Linked DNA regions of Homo sapiens: region 2 is linked to region 1. A link is a contact called in ENCODE Hi-C or POLR2A ChIA-PET data. All regions are on one chromosome and are shown on one strand. The core of a region is the stretch at or near the end of the contact, and the rest is flanking DNA. Distances in the headings are between cores, read along the strand shown. Region 1 overlaps SYTL2 (synaptotagmin like 2). Region 2 overlaps SYTL2 (synaptotagmin like 2).

Region 1 (7,313 bases), core at 2,014-4,513:
TAGACCATAATCATTTGTTCCCCTTTGTATCTTAGAGCACATACAAGATATTTGAACACATTGTAGCTATTCAGTAAATGCTTGGTAATGATGGTGCTTCTATCCCACTGAGGACTTCCTGCCCTGAGCATCCCCTGGCCATGCACATTTAGACCTGACCCCAACTCAGTTCAGATTAACCTAGAGGCAGTCAGAATTTTGCTTTAATGGTCTCTGGAGTTACTCTCACATTTAAAGGTATGCTCATTCTCTCAAGAGACTCTGCTTGGGGAAATCTAATGTCGTGGGAATTTACTGACTTCTCTCTTAGATGTAATTCTGATCAACTACTTAGACCCAGTGATTGCCTTGGCACTGGGAAGGCCTGAGGTTCAGGTTCAAGGCTTCAGTGATAAGAGCTGATAAGAGAGTTGTAGGTCATGGAGGTGAGAGATAACCTTCCTGTCTTTACTGTTTCCTGTTTCAGCTGAGCAGAGTAAAGACAGAGAAAATGGGGCAAAGGAAAGCTGGGTGAATAATGTCAACAAAGATGCTTTCCTTCCTCCAGAGCTGGCTGGCGTTGTAGAAGAGCCAGAAGAAGATGCAGCACCAGCAAGCCCGAGGTAAGGCAAAGCTTCTGGGGAGAGCTGCTGCATGTGGCTTTCATGGCCTGGGGTGTCACATGGGCAGAATGGCAGGCTATGAGTACAGATGCCAGACTGGGGTCATGGGCATGGGGAAGGGGCAGTGTATGAGAGAATTCTGGGCCCCGATGCAGATAAAGCCCAAGTGGTACTCTTTCTCAGCTTCCAGAATTTCCAACAAATCTATATCTTAAATAAAATAAAAATGTTAAGTGGTGATTTCTTCCAGTACCAGCAAGAGCCGTTTTTATTTCTCCCATGGATTTCTCCTTAGAGTAGAATGAAGAGGTACTTCAATTTGAATATCAAGGAATAAGTCATTTCAGGGAAAAGATAAACTATGATCAGATTGTAACAGCCTAGTGCAATGGAAGAAGCTCAAGCACAAGAACCAGATAGATGTGAATTCAATTGCCGAATCTGCGATTTATTAGCCATTTGACTATGGGCAAGACATTTAACCTTTCTGAGTCTATATTCTTAACTATAGCTAGGAACAATAATATATACCTGAAAAGCTATGGCAAGAATTAGTGATAAGGTATGTAGAATACCTGGCATGATAGATACTCAGTAAATGCCTCTTAAGGATATAGATTATCTTCAATATTATAGTCTTGGGGTTTTTTGGTGTTTTTCCTACATGTTGTTATCTGACCAATCAAAATGTACATTTGTACATCTTTGCTGAGATGCAGCCAATTGTGGGCCTACATTGCTATAAACCTTTTGAGCCATAATGATTTGTTTTTAGGTATTTAAGGATCTTCTCATGGGTGTCTGTTCCTTGAGGGCATAGTTGTTACCCTTTAGTGAGAGGGGCAGTTGCCTTTTACCTGTAGCTCCTCAATTAAGTTAGTTCAATTCAGAGTCTTCAATTGGGATGAAGTTGATGAATTTACTGGTGGGATGTCACTGAATCAGGGTCTAAGGCTGAGGCACCTGGAAACAGGGATATTTCTAGCATAGTTTATAGGTGTCAGGGAGGGTATATGATATAAGTACCAATAGGTATTTTAAAGTCAAATATGAGTAAAGTTATATCATGTGGATAATGGAATACTGACTCTATGGGTACTCTAAGGGTACCCTTTATTTATCTATTTCCCATTTGGAAAGGGGATCATTCTGTTTCCCATGAATGGCAGGCTGCACTGTTTCCCCTCTGGGACTATTTGTAATATTCTTTTATATCTGTAGAGGCCATCTTTGCTGGGGATAAAACACCTTAATAGTAGTCACTAATTGATAATGTGACCTTACAGTAGTACTGACTTAACTCCTTGGACTTTTATTTCCTCAGTTTTAAAATGGGAACAATAATATTAATAGTTTGCTAGCAGAATTACTGAGAAGTTAATTAGCCAGTGAATATAGAATTCCCAGTGCAGCCCATTAGCACGTAGTAAGTGCTCAAGAAATGGAAGCATGAGCTCTTGCCTACATATAAGATATTTCAGGAACACCAGGAAGGAGTGTGAAGGACACACTATTCTGTCCCCCTGGGTGACTCCCCACTTGCCACCTGCCTATAATCTCTCTAATGGAATGAAGGCCTTCCTTCATAAAGAAAGATGAGACCTAAAATATTGTCATGTTAAAGAAACACAAAGAGAGAGAACATAGTTATTTATATTTACCACCAAGAAGCTGAGAGAAGCTCTTAAGAGCTGGCTTTGATGGGGACTGGGGAGCACTAGAACACTGACCAGCTGAGGGAGGAGGGAGCAGGTGCCACAGAAGGGGAAAGGAGATGATTTGGGAGCATCAGAGACAAATAGCTCATTGCCCCATTTTATCTGGGTCAGACTTTCCATCCTTCTTCCAGGAACTTATTCTATCTCAGTGGGCCTGAGGGTCAGAGGTGCCACTGTCCTCATAGCCTAACTTTTTCTTCATGAACCGTGGGGCTGGTGGGTATTCTCCCACTCTTCCTCAACTTGAGGCTAATAACATAGTATTCAAGATTAGCATCTCCGTTATTTTCTGCATTCCTTGTGTGACTTCAGGCAAGTCTTTCAGGTCTCATCTGTAAATCAGAACAGAATTTCCTCACCAGGACATTGTGAGATTAAATGAAACAAGGTATGAGAATCAGTCAGCATTTCTCAGGAAGAAAGAAAATTGGCCATTTTCCGGTGGCATGAAAATTGTTATTATTACATGGATGAAGTATGTTTGAGAAGGCAAGAATAAAGATGTTAGGCGTATCCAGGATGCTTTGCTCATTAAAGGCCAGTCCTATAACACATGCCATGGGTGGTAATTATCCAGAAAGTTAGAATGAGCTATTTTTTACTTCCTTCTTTCTATATTAGAAACTACTACCTTACTCAGTATCAAGTTCCTGCAATGTTTCTTACCTATACTTTAACCTTTGTGAACTGGGTGTGTTAAGTGTATTTTGGGGCCTGTACTTTTAGACTAAGTGAACTTTAATAGAATGACTCAATACCTGTCAGTATTTCCTTAGCCAGGAGTCAGAAGTTGGGGAGTGTAAGGTGATAGGCTGGTTATTGTAGTTTCTGGAGTTTTGCTAATAGGCTCTGTGGCAACATCTTTCTTTCTGTTGTGGGCACGATTCTGTGGGGTTCCACACATGAAGAAGTAAAACACTGTGGGTACCCAGCATGTAGTCAAGCATTGGCAGCTGACTGCATTCTTTCTTAACTCACCTTTGTTTGCACCTGGAGTACAAGGAAGCAGAGAGGTTTATGAGCAGAGGAGAAGAAAATAAGGCTTGTTCTGGAGTAGCAAAAGGAAAACCCTGAATGCTCACATTTCTAGTTCTGGTTACAGACTTTTCAGGTGGGCAGTGTTGGTTGGACCAGCACTTCATAAACCCTTTGTAGTGAAGGACTAGTTTTGTTTCATTTTAAAGTTTTTATTTCTAATCATCACAGATTGATATCTTATGTAAAATATAATGAAAATAAATACTAGAAAAATAAAATACAGAAAACAACAGTGGCATGCAAAAGATAAGCCCGTCGATCATGTTTGCTATAAATAGTTCTTCAGCACATAGCCTCCGTTTCTGTACTTATCTCATTGTGAACCAGTGGCAAACAGTGCATGGATGGGCACTGGTCCATGAACCATATGCTGATAGCACATTGTGTGCCCCCCACAACAGAAAATAACTCTTGAATATGTACACAGTAATCCACAGGACATGGCTGAGCCAAGGTGGGGAGTACAGAATGAAGACTCATCCCATGAAGGTCAGGACCCTGTCCGTAAATGAGGTATAATGTTTCCTGACTATCAAATTAGGTCTGTTCTGGTTTTACTAAGAAGCTGTCACTTCAGAAGTGTCCCCATAAGCCCTGGCAATTATAGAAAAATAGAGGAGAATTTGAGGGCCCTCTCAGATTTGCATAGCTATGAGAGAAGAGCATTCAAGATGGAGAACTAGACTGCAGGAGGTAGCCAATAAACCTCTGCGTGGCCATGCCCTGTCCTTGGCTTGTAAGGAGGCTTGGCTGCTGCAGAGGTTTGTAATGGCTAGTAATCAAACATCTCTAGAGAATGTCTCCCAAATGAGTTCAGGGAGAACAAGATCAACCCTTCACTGTTGTATTTCAGTCCATGGCATTGGCAGGTTTTCTTCTGGGCACTTACCTGTAAAATCGCAAGAAAATGATAAATTTCCTTGCAAGAAAAACTGTGCATTTACACCTAACTTTGTTTTTGGTAGAATTAAAACACTATTTGGTAAGTCTTTGTGCTTCATTGCCTGTGCCTTAGGGATGCTTCTGACACCAGTCTCCTTCTTACCGTCTGTTGAATAGGAACCAATCAATTAAAGCCACATCTTTAGCTCTTAGTTTTCCCCCACAATGCTCTTTTTCCTGAAAGTCTTTCGTAGATATTAATTTCCCTCTCCCAGAAGGATTAGCTATTGCGTTTACCCCTAGTATTAAGATGAGTGTAAGGTACCTAGCTTGCTCCCAAAGGCAGGGTAGAGATGAGCCAATCTGAGATAATGCATCTGATATTTTTTCCCAGGATTGATAGCAAATCTAGTAATGTGAAGATTTCATTTCTTGGAGGCCTGGCCTACAAAGTCATTTATATTGAACTCTTAAAATAATAATTCTTAATTCTATAAGAGCTCAGATTTACTCATATCAGTTGTAGTAAGAATAGTTTCACTGTGACATAAAAATGCCTCATACTTTTATATGCATGTTCAACAACTCTGTAGCCTGAACAGTGGGAACACTGGAGAACTATGTATACTCACAAGTAATATTTTACTTAAAGAAATACTGACTTGAGGTGCTTCAGATAAGATATTTTCTAATTTGCTTCCCTCACTCCATCCCTGAGCCGTTTCTTCATTTGTTTGCTCATTTGTTCATGCTTCATTAAGTGCCAACACATGCCAGCACAGTTCTGGGTGCTGGGGATGAGACACAGCTTGAGCCCCCAAGGAAGTCACAGTACAAAGGGAGAGATCAAAACAACAAAAAACAAGTCAACAACACTTGTAGAATTTGGTTCTATAAACAACATTTAAGCTAAGAAAAAAAAAAAAACCTCAGAAAAAGGCATATCTGCTACTATTTTTAACTGTTGTAGAGAGAAAGGCTGGTGAACGTTAAAAACCTTTTTTAAATGACTGCATGTGCATAGAAGCACCTTGTGGCTGGGTATAGCAGGCAGCTGCCTGTGTGGTATAATTTTAAAACGGCTGTAAAACCTCTTCCCCCAGTGGCCCTTCCTGATGTTATTTATTCTTTTTATTTAAGATTTCAAAGACTTGTATTAAAATGAAGATGCTTTTAGGAGGGGCACCCTGATGCCAATACCATAGTCTAATATTTTAATAATCTTCTTAACAAAGTAAACTAATTCTGTCTGAGTGCTGCTTCTAATGTTGCAGTTCCTTTTTTGAAGAGTGCCTGAGGGAAGGTTACAGAACACAGGGTATGGAATTTGGCTTGCTTCATAGTTTAAAAATCTTATCATGTGGAATGTATGGAGTATCTTTTATATTCAGGACACAGTCTGCTACCCTCTGAGAGGAATTCTAAGAAACAGAAGACACAGTATCTGGCTCTATTCTGTATTCTCTTAGGAAAAATAATGCACCGATTTATGAAGATATGACCACATGATAGCAAATAGTGCCAGGAAGAAAGGAAATTCCTAATCCAAAGTACCAATAAAATGTGCTGCAATAATTGAGGCAAGAGAGACATACTCCTAGCCAGGTTGATATAAGAGGTGAGATTTGGACTGGGCATGAAGAGGATAGGGACGATTTGGGTAGACAAAGAAAGCAAAAAGAACACTTACAAGGAGGGACTGGGAATAGGTTAAGTGGAAATAGCAGAGTCAGGTGAGTTTCTGGGGCAGTAAGTAGATTGACCATTTTGTTTGGCATGAAAGGTCAATAGAAAGGAAGAATGGGAAGTATATTGGGGCAGATGGTGGATGGTCTCCAGTACCTTGCCAAGGAGTTCAGACTTCATTCCACAGGCCTTGAGGATCCTGCAAAGGTAATGAACAGAAGAAAGACACCACCAAAGTTGCATTTTGGACCACTCCAGCGTAGTGGTAGAACGTAGAATGGTTTAGGAGAGTGGAACTTGGGAGTCAGGAAGCCAAATGTGAGGCCAATAGAGTTGACACAAATAAAGGAGGTGTCAGTAGAGGTAGAAGAGACAGATGTGGGAGTCTCTGGGAGGGAAGAATCACCCAGACTTGCCTCCAGTCCTCTTGCCACAAGCCACTGCTTTAATGCAAGAAACCAGAGGCAGTATAGCCTAGCCATTACCATGATTGTCTTTGGAGTCAGACACACCTGGGTTCAAATCCCCAGCTCTTTTGCCAATTTTGTAACATCAAGCAGGTGACTTAACCTCTGTGAACCTCAGTTTTTTCATAAGTGAGATGGAGAGAATGATAGATAAAATGATAGATAACATAGAGATGATGCAAGGATCAATTGAGAATAAGGTGGTTGCAGTACTGATTGCCCAATAAAAGACAGACAAGCAAAACATTATAGTATCCCTTGAGAGAAACAAAGCTACTAGGAAGTAGCTGCATTTTCAGACAAAATTTGAGGAAATAAGACTCTTGTTTTAATTTTTTCCTATTAAGCAGACTGTAAACTTTAACTGAGTATCCCCCCTCATCCCAGTTTGCCCCTATCCCAACCACAAGGTAACTGAATGAATCCTGTGTGTTTCTAATATTTTAGTGTCTGACTATGTGTTCTGACTGTTTTGTTTCTTCCTCTCTTTTTCTTTCCGAATAGCGGAAACAGACATTTTGTTTAATACCTGAATAGTCTGCCTCACTGCAGTTTTGCAAATAACATGGATTAAAAAAAAAAAAAAAAAAAAGCCAGCCTCCTGCTTACTATCTGTTGCTGCTTCTCCTGGCACTGGCTCAATTGGCCTTCGTTTATTTAGCCATTCACCAGTTATGTACCAGGCACTGTGCAAGGCACTGCAGGGGATATAAAGATGTTTGAGATACTCTTGAGGGATCTCCCACTTTACTATGCGAGGTAAGATATGTATACACAGAGGAGGTTGCATAGTAGACATGAAATACATAGCTAGGTACAGCTCAGTAAGGGAGAGACCTCATCTCTAGGAGGTAGGGACTACATGATTTGCAATATGGGCTGTTGAGGCTGGCGGCCTGGAGGCACAGGAACTGGAATTT
Region 2 (6,269 bases), core at 1,839-4,338, 45 kb before region 1:
TCCCAAGTAGCCGGGATTACAGGTGTGCATCACCATGCCCGGCTAATTTTTTTTGTATTTTTAGTAGAAACGAGGTTTCACTGTGTTGGTCAAGCTGGTCTCAAACTCCTGACCCCAGGTGATCTACCTGCCTCAGCCTCCCAAAATGTTGGGATTACAGACATGAGCCACCACGCCCAGCCTACTGATATTTCTTTTTTATTGGAAGATACACATTTGTTCACATGAACATTTCTTCTGCTGCATTTCATCTCTTCACATTAAAGTGGTTTCCAGGTCCTATGTTTATCTCTTCTGCTGTGGAATTGTGATCTGGGAGGACCTGCCAGCACCATAGGGCACATCCCAGTTATCCTGAACAGACAAGCGAGAATCTTCAAGTTTGTTCTTTATTTCTAACATGTAGAATCCCTGGAATCATGGGAAGCTACTGGGAGCCTGTCTTTGAAATACAGGTGAACCTGGAATGGGAGAGAAGGCACAGGGTTGGGCACATTGTAGGTACTTAATAAATAATTGTTGAACAAATAAATTATACTTCTCCTCACCTCTTCTCTTATAATTATGGAGCTGGGGAACCTAAAGACAAATCCAGTCTAACTTTTATAGTTATGCTTTATATTATGCAGTAAAGCAAGTGAAGTCTAGAAATGTTAAGTGACTTGTTAAAATTCATACAGCTAGTCAGGGGTTGTGCTTGGGATAGGCTTAGGTCATTCTGTCTCTTGATATTATATTAGGTTGAACCAAGTGAAATTGCTATTTCTGTAGGTCAAAACAGTTGTATACAGGTTGAGCATCTCTAATCTGAAATCCAAAATGTTCCAAAACCTAAACATTTTGAGCCCTGACATGACCCTACAAGTGGAAAATTCCACACCTGGCATCTTCACTTTCTGATGATTCAGTGTACACAAACTTTGTTCTATGCACAAAAGTATTAAAAATATTATAAAAAATTACCTTCAGGCTGTGTGTATAAGGTGTATATGAGACAAACGAATCTGGGTTTAGTCTTGGGTCTCATCCCCAAGATATCTTATATATATGCAAATATTCCAAAATCTGAAAAAAAATCCAAAAATCCCAAACAGTTCTGATCCCAAGCATTTTGGATAAGGGATACTCAACCGGTATTGGCAATTTAATACTGGTTCACCCTAATATGTTTTGAAGGATCTATACTGTATACATTCTTATTTCAATAATAGAAATCATAACTTTGGCCTTCTCTCTAAACCAAGCAAGCATATAATATTACAGCTTAATGTAGAGATCCACATTTGTTCGGAATCTGTTGATCCTGGGTTTACATCCCTTGTTCTTTCTAAGCTGAAGTTTCCTCATCAATAGAATAGGAATAATATTATGTGCATCACTCATAAGATTGTTTAAAAGATTGAGATGATTCTTTGAAGGGCTTAGTATAGTACCTGGCACATAGTAAGTACCTAATAAGTATATGCTATTGTTAATTGTATCAAAAAGGAAGAGAATAAAACTGATAAGGCTTTCAAAATGTATAATTTGGCCAGGGGCGGTGGAAGATACATGTAATCCCAACACTTTGGGAGGCCAAGGTGAGAGGCTTGCTTGAGCCCAGGAGTTCAAAACCAGCCTGTGCAAGATAGGGAGACTTTGTCTCTACAAAAAAAAAAAAAATTATATATATATATATATATATACATATATATATATATATATATATATATATATATATATACACACACACACACACATACACACACACATCATATAAATAAATAAATATATATATATATACACACACACACACATACATCAGCCAGGTATGGTGGTGTGTGCCTGTAGTCCCAGCTACTCAGGAGGCTGAGATGGGAGGATTGCTTGAGCCCAGGAGGTCGAGGCTGCAGTGAGCTAGGATTGTGCCTGGGCAACAGAGTGAGACCCTATCTCAAAATGATAAATAAATATATAAATAAATAAAATGTGTAATTTTTCTGGAAAGAACATTCATCTTTTTGAGGTTTGCAAGATATGCCAAACCTTTGTTGTCTAACAGGGACATATCTTTATATTATCTCTATTTCATATTCTTCTGCTTGTTATAGGGAACATGTGTGGAATGATATTCTATTTTTGAGACCGTTGCTTTGACACATGTGCTGTGTGCCACACAAGATTATTATGATAGAAGTAAAGCAACCAAATGTGAGTATGCAGAATGAGACCATGAGCTCTATAAAGGGAGGGGACATTCTGTGTCTCAGTCATGGATGATTCCTTCTCATTTCCTTTCTTTTTTTTTTATAATTATAGAATAATTTTACTTGTAATGCATATTGTCAAAAATCTCATCCTAGAGGCCTTCTACAGATAATTAAGGTCAGAGCAGCTATTGACAAAGAGGAAGGGAAAAGGAATGTTAGCTATTTTACTATGATGTAATGGATGCCTTAGAAACCTGGATGAACTAAGGGTCTCTGGAACCCAGAAGGTACATTTCCACACTCATTATTAAAGGTGATGTGATTACTTTGGCAAGTTTCCAGACTTTTGCATGGTGTCTTTTTCACAACTTGTGTATATTTCACAGCTTCACAACATATTTATAAGCAATTGGTTCAACTAATAGAAAACATGCTATTTACTTCCCTTATCTTTGGGATCTGACACTAACTCTGCAACTTACTGTTTCTGTACCCCATTTTCTTACCTAAAAGGAGGTTAATAATATGACTCATCTCACAAACTTGTTGCGAAGACTGAATAAGATAAAGCGTGCAAAGTCTTAAGAAGAAGACATGGCATTTAGTAACTAATAAAAAATGTCACCTCTCTCAGTATCATTATTACCTTAGAAAAAGTCCTTCTCATTTTCATCAGAGGCCAGGCACATAGTTAGGGTTCAAAATGCAGTTGACAAACTGACTGAATTAGCATAGTCTTTAAAAACTGGACCCTGGAACCATATCCCCTGTTTGTCCTTCCCTGCCCCATGGGTAAGCAAATATCTCCACTGCCTGGGCTCAGGAGACACCCATGTGTAAAGTATTTCTCAGATAACTACTCATGACCCGGTGACACATCAAGAGCAAATATATTTTCAGACAGCTGCACACTTGGAGGAAAAGTTACCACCCTTGGGTAAGAACAGACTAGGGCATTCCCAGCCCTGAGAAGGAAGCAGTAGATATTTCCTGAGTACAAGTAGCTTTCACAGCAGAGAAAATAAACAGAGGCCCCTTCTCCTTCCTTTCCATACCTCTAGCCCACCATTCTTAGAGGCCAGTAGACTTTTCAGGTGTCTTCCTCCATTATCTAGGCTGCCTTGGGTATGAATATACTAAATACCATAAAAATACAAAAAAAAAAAAAAAAAAGGAAAAGAAAAAAAAACAGAAAAAAGAAATAAACCATTGGGGAGGAGACCAAGCCCAAGACAAGTTGCTTTCTGAAGTGATGTAGTGGGAGAGGACTTGCGGTACAGTCCTAACAGCTACCCACAAATGCCCTTGTCATCTTCCACTTGAACTTGTCTCTTCCCATTTACTCCATCCTCTATCTACATTTACTTTGTCCACACTACTTTGCCACTGGAAATGTAAGCAAAGTTTGATCTTTAGAGGAAGATGCTACATGAATACAACACTGGTTACTTATTTATAAAAAACCATAAAGTTACTAAGAAATGGCTGCTATTTTGAGCTATGAGGTGAGCACTAGTTCCTGGAAGTATCTATGGAAGGGTGAAAACATTTAGTGATCATCTAGTGAGGGTGACATTGAGCAAGGCCTTTTATGAACACCATGTCTCCTTCACATAGCAGCCTTGCAGAAATAAATATTATCCCACATTTTACAAATGGGAAATCGCAGGTTCAGAGAAATAAGCTGGCACAAGAACACACAAGAAATAATTAGGGCAGATCTCTAAACAAAGCTATGTATGCACTTGCTACTACAGCAGGCTCGGATCCTCTCCCCAGGCCTGTGAGGCAGGTGGGCACACCTATTGCTGACCTTTTGAAGTTGAGAAAATTGGAGCAAAAACATTGTGAATTTTCAGCTTATCTGGTTCTACTATGATGAGAAAGTTCATCCATCCATTCATTTGCTTATCCATTTATTAAAAGCACTTTTATTCAGGCTCTACTCTGGGTTGAGCATTGTGCTAGGCACTGAGAGGGTATCAAACAGGTATAAAACATGGGCTCTCATGGTAAGTAAGAATGCTTACTTCATGACCTTTTATCCCAGATATGGAGATAAGAGTCCTGAAATATTTGTTTTTAATATAAGAGCAAAATTTAGGTTGTGTGAAAAACAATTGGTGCATTGGAAGTTTAAAGGAAGTTAGAGATGCCTCTAAACTCCCCATAGAGAGCTCTGTGGAGGTGGTTAAGTTTTATGTGTTGATGCCCCCTCTCTCGACCTGCCATGCACACACATACACACACTCTCAAACTGGTAGTGCTGATGGTAGCAGAGGAGAGGTCGCTTCAGAATGTTTTTAAATTAATCTTTTTATTTTGAGACAATTGTAGATCACATGAGGCTGTAAGAAATAGTGCAGAGATCCGTGTACCCTTTACCCAGTTTCCCCTATGGTAACATTTTGTACAACTATAGTATATCACAACTCAGATATTGGCATAGACTTTTTCCAGTTTACTAATGTGTGTGTGCATATGGGCCTGTGTGTATTAAGTTGTATACAATTTTATCACATGTGTCAACCATCACTGGCCAGATACTGACCAGTTACACCACCACAGATTCTTTCCATTTGTTCTTTGATAATCACACCCACCTCCCTACAGCCTCCACAGCCCCCATCCCTAACCCCTATCAACCACTAATCTGTTCTTCATTTCTATAATTTTGCCATTTCAAGAGTGTCATATAAACAGAACCATGCAGTAGTGGCCTTTTAGGATTGGCCTTTTTATATTTAGCACAATTCCCTTGAGATTCATCCAAGTTGTGTCTATCAAGAGTTTTTCCTTTTTGTTGCTTAGTAGTATCCCACGGTATGGATGTACCAGAGTTTGTTTAACCATTCACCTGTTGAAGAGCACTGGGGTTATTTCTAATTTTTGGCTATTACAAATAAAGCTGGAATGAACAGGACTTTTTTAAACATAGTATTATGTAACATAGTCAGGTCTAACCTTAGGCAGAGCGTGAAGTGGAAGTCACTGTCATTCCTTCCTTGGGAATATTTTATTCTTTCATTTAGCACTCATTCAACAGGTATTTTTTGAGCTAGGCATTGTGCTACTTACATTCTACTGAGAAATAGATGAGTGAAAATCTGTTGACTCTCAGGCTTCATACATCTTAATATGTAGCTTCTTTGGAGGAAAACAGCCAGTCCAGACCATGAGCCTCATTTAAGCTCCTGCGGACTCTGATTGACCTTGAGAGTTAAAACTTGGGGAGTATACCTTCTTTAATTCTCCTGAGCCAACTCATATTTTCTGTAAGATTTCATGATGATTCAAATTCTCATTAAAAATCTTAAAAATTAGTGTTTTGAATTATTTTAGAAACAGAAATGGAAGAAGTTTCTGCAACAATTGTTTTAAGATCTGTTTTTCTTTTTATAAAACTGTTAGACAAGGATTTTTACTTTTAGGAAGATAGTAAACACTTTCTGAATAATAGTTAAGGGAAAAGGCAAAATCCCACTTTTCCTTCTGTTTTCCGTACCTGACGGGGGTTCATTTCTGGCTGTCCTGGGTCCAGCTGTGTTGCTTGCTTGAGCTCATCCTGAAACTCTGTCCTATCCATTTTGGTATTTAGTTAATGTCTTTTCATTTTAGTTTTGTTGAGAATTACAAAAACCTTTATCCTGAGGTGAAAGACTGAATTCCACAGAGGGGACCTCATTGGTGTTTTGCCTTCCAGCTCTTAGCTGGGCACTCAAGTCCTTTTCACTCAGCGACCATACATGGTTGTGGTTTCCATGTGGAATGGGTGTGGCATTTCTCTTGGCTCAAATTTCCCCTTTCTCACCTCCCACTTCTCCCTCTCTACCTTGAAGCCTCTTCTGATTGGTTTAATGAGAAATAATACCCAAATAAGAAGATACCGCATTAAATACATGCAAGTGCTGATGTGTTGCTGCCGGCAGCCACAGGCTGTGGTGTGAGTAACTAGTGATTCCGAGGATGAAAGAAATCAGTTTATAAATCTCAATGATAGGAACATTTTTTTTTCTTTACCCCTTACCAGCTCTGTGGAATTGTGGAAAGAAATTGAAGACCAGGATTCAAGATGATGTA

The links. Hi-C counts contacts between places; a loop is a spot of excess contacts on that map. ChIA-PET counts read pairs that join two places held with the same protein, here RNA polymerase II (POLR2A). Pooled maps may share reads with other maps.
Region 2: a map of PC-9 shows a loop between it and region 1 (11-fold over the local background). The contact joins two enhancer-like sites. A Hi-C loop is called at or near these places in 13 of 168 maps with a recorded cell type or tissue (CD8-positive, alpha-beta T cell, Caco-2, Calu3 and 8 more), 1 of 37 single-sample maps with no recorded cell type and 10 of 50 pooled maps. POLR2A ChIA-PET finds 5 or more read pairs at or near these places in 13 of 52 experiments (CD4-positive, alpha-beta T cell, CD8-positive, alpha-beta memory T cell, H1 and 10 more).

The regions. Positions count from the first base shown.
Region 1 is chr11:85,738,926-85,746,238 of GRCh38, reverse strand. It overlaps SYTL2 (synaptotagmin like 2), which reads left to right. Exons shown (of 20, transcript NM_206927.4): 4 at 467-602. Among named protein-coding and RNA genes, the nearest start is that of CCDC89, 56 kb to the right of the region's middle. Within about 2 kb of position 3,263, at least 7 of the 41 ENCODE cell types and tissues checked have a DNase peak (open chromatin) inside an H3K27ac peak, as active enhancers do; they include PC-3 and PC-9, where a contact is called at or near this core.
Region 2 is chr11:85,784,795-85,791,063 of GRCh38, reverse strand. The region is part of intron 1 of SYTL2 (synaptotagmin like 2); the gene reads left to right. Among named protein-coding and RNA genes, the nearest start is that of SYTL2, 23 kb to the left of the region's middle. Within about 2 kb of position 3,088, at least 5 of the 41 ENCODE cell types and tissues checked have a DNase peak (open chromatin) inside an H3K27ac peak, as active enhancers do; they include PC-3 and PC-9, where a contact is called at or near this core.